Linked DNA regions of Homo sapiens: region 2 is linked to region 1. Evidence: chromatin loops called from intact Hi-C (ENCODE). Cell type or tissue: PC-3. All regions are shown on one strand. Links, peaks and the distances in the headings refer to the core of each region. The heading gives the core; the rest is flanking DNA.

Region 1 (2,910 bases), core at 175-2,674:
GAGCCCCCTTCTTCTGCCACCCTCTGCTTTGTGTCTGTGTTTGAATTTATCAGCCACCCCAATGGGTTGGGTACAGAAGCTGAAGAGGAGGCCAGCCAACCATCATCCAGGAGTGTCCTTGCCTCCTGCCAGGGAGGGGCAAGGACTTGGCCATTTCAGTAATGAACTACTGTGCTGTCAGGGCAGAAAAGAGAAGGAACAGGTCATCGGGGGTGGTGAGTAGTCAGAGTCTGGAGACAGTATGAAGGGAGAGTGAAAAGAACTTGCTGATGAATTCAACAAAGAGTTACAAGAAGGAGAGGAGGCAAGACCGACTTGAAGATTTGGGGCCTATGCCAAGAAGAATAAAGCTACCACTGACCACCTGGGGAAGACTCAAGTGGGGAATAGCTGGACATGTAGGGTTTGAAATGCCTGTTACATATCTGAAGTACACTCATTTTCTGTGACTGGATAACAGATTACCCCACACTTTGCAGCTAAAACAATGCCCATGTATTAGCTCATAGTTCTGGAAGTCAGTAGTCCAGGTAGACTCAACTGAGTTCTCTGGGCAGGTTATCAGAAGGCTGAAATCAGGTGGTAGCTGGCCTAGGGTCCTGTGTGAACGCTCTGAGGAAGCATCTCATTGCAAATGTATTCTCTGTGTTGGAAGACTCTGTTCCTTGCATGCGTGGGCCCAAGCTCCCTGTTCCCTTGGTGGCTGTCAGCTATGGGCCACTCTTAGCTTCCAGAAGCTTCCCATAGTCCTTACTGCAGGACTCCTTTCAACTTCAAGCCAGAAAGCCTGGGTCAAATTCTTCTCCTGCTTCCAACTTCTCACTTCCTCTTCTGCCACCAGTCAGAGAAAACTCTAGGATTAGATCAGGCCTCCTTGAATAATCTCCCCTTCTTAGGATCAAGTGTGCCATAGGACATCACCTAATCATGGGAGCAAAATCCAGCATATTCACAGGTCTGGGGATTAAGCAGGGTACACACAGTGGGGTGGGGTGAGACGGCAGAAAGTCTTGCGTGCTTCCTTAGAATTTTGCCTGCCACCCAAGGGGAGATGTAGAGGAGACATTCTCTTTCAGAAACTTCCAGGGCTGAAGGATGGGGCAGAAGGAGGAGGGGAGGAACCCATCTGGATCTCTTTAGCCTCTGGAACCTGAAGCACTCAGGAAAGAAGGCCTGGCCCTTTGAAGCTGCCCCTGCCAGGCCCCACAATGGGCCAGCCCTGCCAGCCCTCCTGCACAGGCCCTGAGGCATCTTGGCAGCAGCATCCCCGAGTCTGGCAGGTGAGTCAACATTTGGCTTCTCTCCTGGGCTTTCTTGGAAAGGGCTGTGTTCCAGATTGGCAGCTGTGCTAGCTGGAAAGGAGGCCAGAAAAGAGCCAAGTTCCGGGGGCCCTGCTGCCAGGCAGGACACCTGGACCTTCTCTCCCCTAGTTACTGAAAATGGCAGAAGGAAACCCAGGGAAGCCAGAGCAGTAGTAAAGCAGAGTGGCCAAAAAATTTCAGGCTATGGAGTCAGATGGATGACTTAGCCTCTCAATTTCCCCATCTGTAAAATGGGAATCGTCATTAGTAGCTGCAATGAAGGGGCCTGTGACAATTGAACAGCGTGCTACCTGCAAATCATTTTGCACAATGGCTGGCATATCGAAAACATGAGTAAAGCCTGCACAATGGATACTATTAACTGAAGGGGAAATGCCTGGCAAATAGAGGTGGTTCAACCAGGTGGAATTAAAAAGGAGAAAGGGATTAGGTGAAGGGGACAAAGGGATAGCCAACCCCTTTTATAAGAAACTCTCATAATAGTGGAATGTAAGTTGGTTGTTTCTCTAATGACTTATGAATATACAAAGCCCCATTGCTAAACCCCTAGGCATGATGGATTTTGATTGGGCCGCAGTGTAAATTTGGATATGATATTCCCAGGACTCCTGGGTAGTAAGATTGGATTTCTGCTACCTATAGAAATTCAAGAGGGAAGGGAGGGAAAGCAATAGAAGACTATTGTGTTGATGTGTTGTAGGCCACGTTTGGTTGCAAAGAATAGAACCGCCTAAGATAATGGGGTAGAGTAACATTTGGGGCATTTAATGGTGGGTTCACACCATACTTCTGTACTCATCAAATTTCTCTGCTGCATCCTAAAAACCTCTCTCCCCCAACTGCTATCCCCAGCCTGCTCAGCAAGAAACGAGTCAGTTACTCCGTAGGGAAATAAAGCAAGGACTGCATTTACTCCCGGGCAGCACAGTGGGAGAATGAAAATCACAGGCTCCACTAGGTTTGCTCCAAGGAGCTTGGGATTTCTTCAGTCACAACCAAATCATCTCTCTTGTCTGGCAAGGACCACCAGACCTCAATAATCATCCAGTTTGCAGTGACATGTCCCATGGCTAACACCCTCCCCCCATCATGCCCACCCCACAACAATGGGCAGGACAAAAGCCTTCTTGGACAGGTGACCAGCTGAGACCACTGAACCCACTGAGAGTAGTGAGTGGAATAAAAATAAGGTCTTATTCCTGATCAAGGTGGATAAGTTGAGATCAGTTTGAAATCCTCATTGACTGGGGCTCCAGACGTGCTTATTCAAAGTATATAGTAGGCAATCCGGTGGGCACCCAGCAACGGGAGATCAAGATAGCCAGGCCCGCCACTGCATGTCAACTCAGTCCCCTTTTCCCTTTACAGACTAGCATGCCTTCTCTCTGCCTTCCTAAGAGACAGTACACAGCATTAAAGTCACTGCCCCAACCCGGCTGTACATGATCTTTCAGGTCAAATGCCAAGCACTATCTAAGTGTAGTTATGTGTCTCTTAGTTCACACATTTGACAGACAAGTTGGTTGGCTCACAGACTGGGCCTATGGATTGGTTCCTGGTGAGGAGTTTACTTTTGATACAGTCAGTA
Region 2 (2,910 bases), core at 258-2,757, 62 kb after region 1:
GTACAATTCCCATATAGAATTAACTAATCCTTGGGCAGGCCTGGCAAATAATGCTCTAAGCCGACGTGGAAAGAAACTGCAGTCTTCCTTTCTGCCATATTTCTAAGTTTTGGATAAGTTTGCTTGAGTTCTAAATCTTCAACATGGCTAACAAAATCTGCCTGGCTCCTTCCTCGGTCCCCAGCCCCATCTGGTAACTCTGCCCTCCGGTGACAAGTGACAAGTGACAAGTTCCTTCCCAATTCACAGCAGTCACAGCAGCCTGCTTTGTCTGGAATCACAACCCTCCCTTATTCTCCTTAAGATCTCGGCTTAAGTCATTTCCTCGGGGAATTTTCCTAAACATAGACTTGATCAGATTCCCTTGTAAGCACTCTAAGGTGGCTTTCGGCAGGCTCCCCTCCTGGCACATCTTACAACTTGGATGAACCACTTCACTGTGTAATTAGTTGTGAAAGTCTGGCTCCCTAACTGGAATGTAAACTCCCTGAGAGAATGGAGGGCCTGTTTTACTCATCATTGGATACCTGGGGCCCAACAGGAAGGAAGGAAGGAGGAAGGAAGGAAGGAAGGAAGGAAGGAAGGAAGGAAGGAAGGAGAGAGAGAAGGGAGAAAGGAGAAGGGAGGGAAGGAGGGAGGGAGGAAGAAAGAGAGAGGAAGGGAGGAAGGGAGGAAGGGAGGGAGGGTGCTGTCACCCATGCCACCTGTAATCCCAGCACTTTGGGAGGCCAAAACGGGAGGATTGCTTGAGCTCCGGAGTTCAAGACTGGCTTGGTCAACATAGGGAGAGGCCTCATCTCTACTAAAGATTTTTTTAAAAATTTGGCCGGGCGTGGTGGCTCACACCTGTAATCTCAGTACTTTGGGAGGCCGAGGTGGGCGGATCACGAGGTCAAGAGATCGAGACCATCCTGGCCAACATGGTGAAACCCCGTCTCTACTAAAAAATACAAAAAATTAGCCAAGCATGGTGGCATGTGCCTGTATTCCCAGCTACTCAGGAGGCTGAGGCAGGGGAATCTCTTGAACCCGGGAGGCAGAGGTTGCAGTGAGCTGGGATCGCACCACTGCACTCTAGCCTGGCAACAGAGGGAGACTCTGTCTCAAAAAATATATATATATATATTAGCCAGGCATGGTGGCACATGCCTGTTGCCCCAGCTACTCATGAGGTTAAGGTGGGAGGATCGCTTAAGCCTGGGAGGTCCAGGCTGCAGTGGGCTGTGATCATGCACTGCACCCCAGAGTGAGATCCTGTCTGGAAAAAAAAAATAGAAAAAGAAAAAGAAGGAAAGGAGTAAGAGGTGTGGCATTCTTGGCTCTACAGGACACAGAATTTCTGCACTTGGGGCTCTCACTGTGCCCAGTTCTGGCCAAGAGCCTGGCAGAGCCATCTGTGTTCCAGGAAGCTCATATGAACACAGGCTACCCAGTCCTTGCAACGCCAGAGGGGTGGGGCCTGCACGCCCATGGCCGAGGGCTACATTCACCCTCACCACGTTTTGTTTGGCTCTTGGAATTTAAATTCATTGTCAACAGTCATGTTTTAATAGTCCAGACTTTCCAGTTCCTGGTAGAATATCATTAGGCCCAAGAGGCACCACTTGGCTACCACCAAGGAGCAGCTATTTCTCAAGTTCCCCCTGCTGACAGAGATGGATTGTCAGCTGCCCTTTATCCTGATGTTTTCCTCACACCCAACCCACTCCACACCCCTCTCCCCAGTCCTGTAGGTAAACCCTGAGTTTTTTACCACGGCACTGAGGTCTCCAAGAGCCAATGAGGTCATCGAAAGAAAACATAATGAGCATGACTTTGGTTCCCCCTCAAACACACCCTGCCTACCCTTGCACTGAAATTTAATAATGTCCCCTCTACTTTCAGAATTCACCAGGAGGGACTCCCCACACATTGTGAAAAACTTAATCATCTCAGAAATCTAAATTCAACTGTTGCTGAATGAGTCATTTATTGTATTTCTTAGTCCCCTTCCACATAGAAACCTAAAGAATGTCCTCTCAGCTTTCATGGAAGAAAATGCTTCTCTCTCCTCGTGATCTGCTGTGCCTTATTTTATTAGCCAATCAGAACTCAGATGCTTATTCGTTGTTTTCTTTCTTTCCTTTTTTTTCTTTTTTTTAAAGCTTTGGCTACCACAAAGCTCAGAGCTAAATTCTGAGCTTGCTTCTAGGTACATTCATTCTTTAGTTTCTGGTTTTCTGGCAACTTAGATCCTTTGTTTACTCTTCCCTCATTCCCCTCTTTGAGAATTATTTCTCCCTGCCCAGAGCCCCATCCTTACTTTTTTTTTTTTTTTTTTTTTGAGACAACATCTCACTCCGTCACACAGGCTGGAGTGCAGTGGCATGATCTCGGCTCTCTGCAAGCTTCGCCTCCTGGGTTCAAGTGATTCTCCTGCCTCAGCCTCCCGAGTAGCTGGGACTACAGGCGCCTGCCACCACACTCGGCTAATTTTTATATTTTTATTAGAGAAGGGGTTTCACCACGTTGGCCAGGCTGGTCTCGAACTCCTGATCTCACGTGATCCGCCCACCTCGGACTCCCAAAGTGCTGGCATTGAAGGCCTGAGCCACCGTGCCCAGCCCCCATCCTTACTTAAGAACAACTAGGAGGTGGAGTGTGACTCAATTCCACCCTGGCCATAGCTGATTGGTCCAGGAGTGGACTCCTGGCTCAAGCCAGTTCCTGAGTCCTTACCTGAGGCGTGTTGGCACTGAGAGATGAGTCACCCTTGAGATGCCAGACTACAGAAGTCAATTTCACAAATTTCAGGAGTAGTCGGCAGCTGTGTTCCACAACATGGACTGGGTCACAAACAGTATAAAGAAAACCGGCAATGGGGATGGAGAAATCGCCCTCCCAGTTTCAAGCCCAGCTCTGTTCCTCCCC

Evidence for each region. A loop is a pair of places that touch in the nucleus more often than their neighbours do. Peaks named below come from ENCODE experiments on the same cell type or tissue, not always from the same donor. Only the 100,000 strongest peaks of a DNase experiment are listed, where the experiment ranks them.
Region 2: a loop joins it to region 1, with 3 times the contacts of the local background. A loop is called at or near these places in 4 of 110 quality-filtered maps.

What each region holds. Positions count from the first base shown.
Region 1 is chr3:72,660,000-72,662,909 of GRCh38, forward strand. All of the region lies in intron 5 of LOC105377161 (a long non-coding RNA gene), which reads right to left. Among named protein-coding and RNA genes, the nearest start is that of SHQ1, 190 kb to the right of the region's middle. In PC-3, for the core only: no CTCF peak of the experiment used is centred there; a DNase peak (open chromatin) is centred at 1,272.
Region 2 is chr3:72,721,592-72,724,501 of GRCh38, forward strand. No RefSeq gene overlaps it. Among named protein-coding and RNA genes, the nearest start is that of SHQ1, 130 kb to the right of the region's middle. In PC-3, for the core only: a CTCF peak has its summit at 1,718; DNase peaks (open chromatin) are centred at 1,550, 1,990 and 2,690; H3K4me3 peaks cover 763 bases; H3K27ac peaks cover 2,172 bases.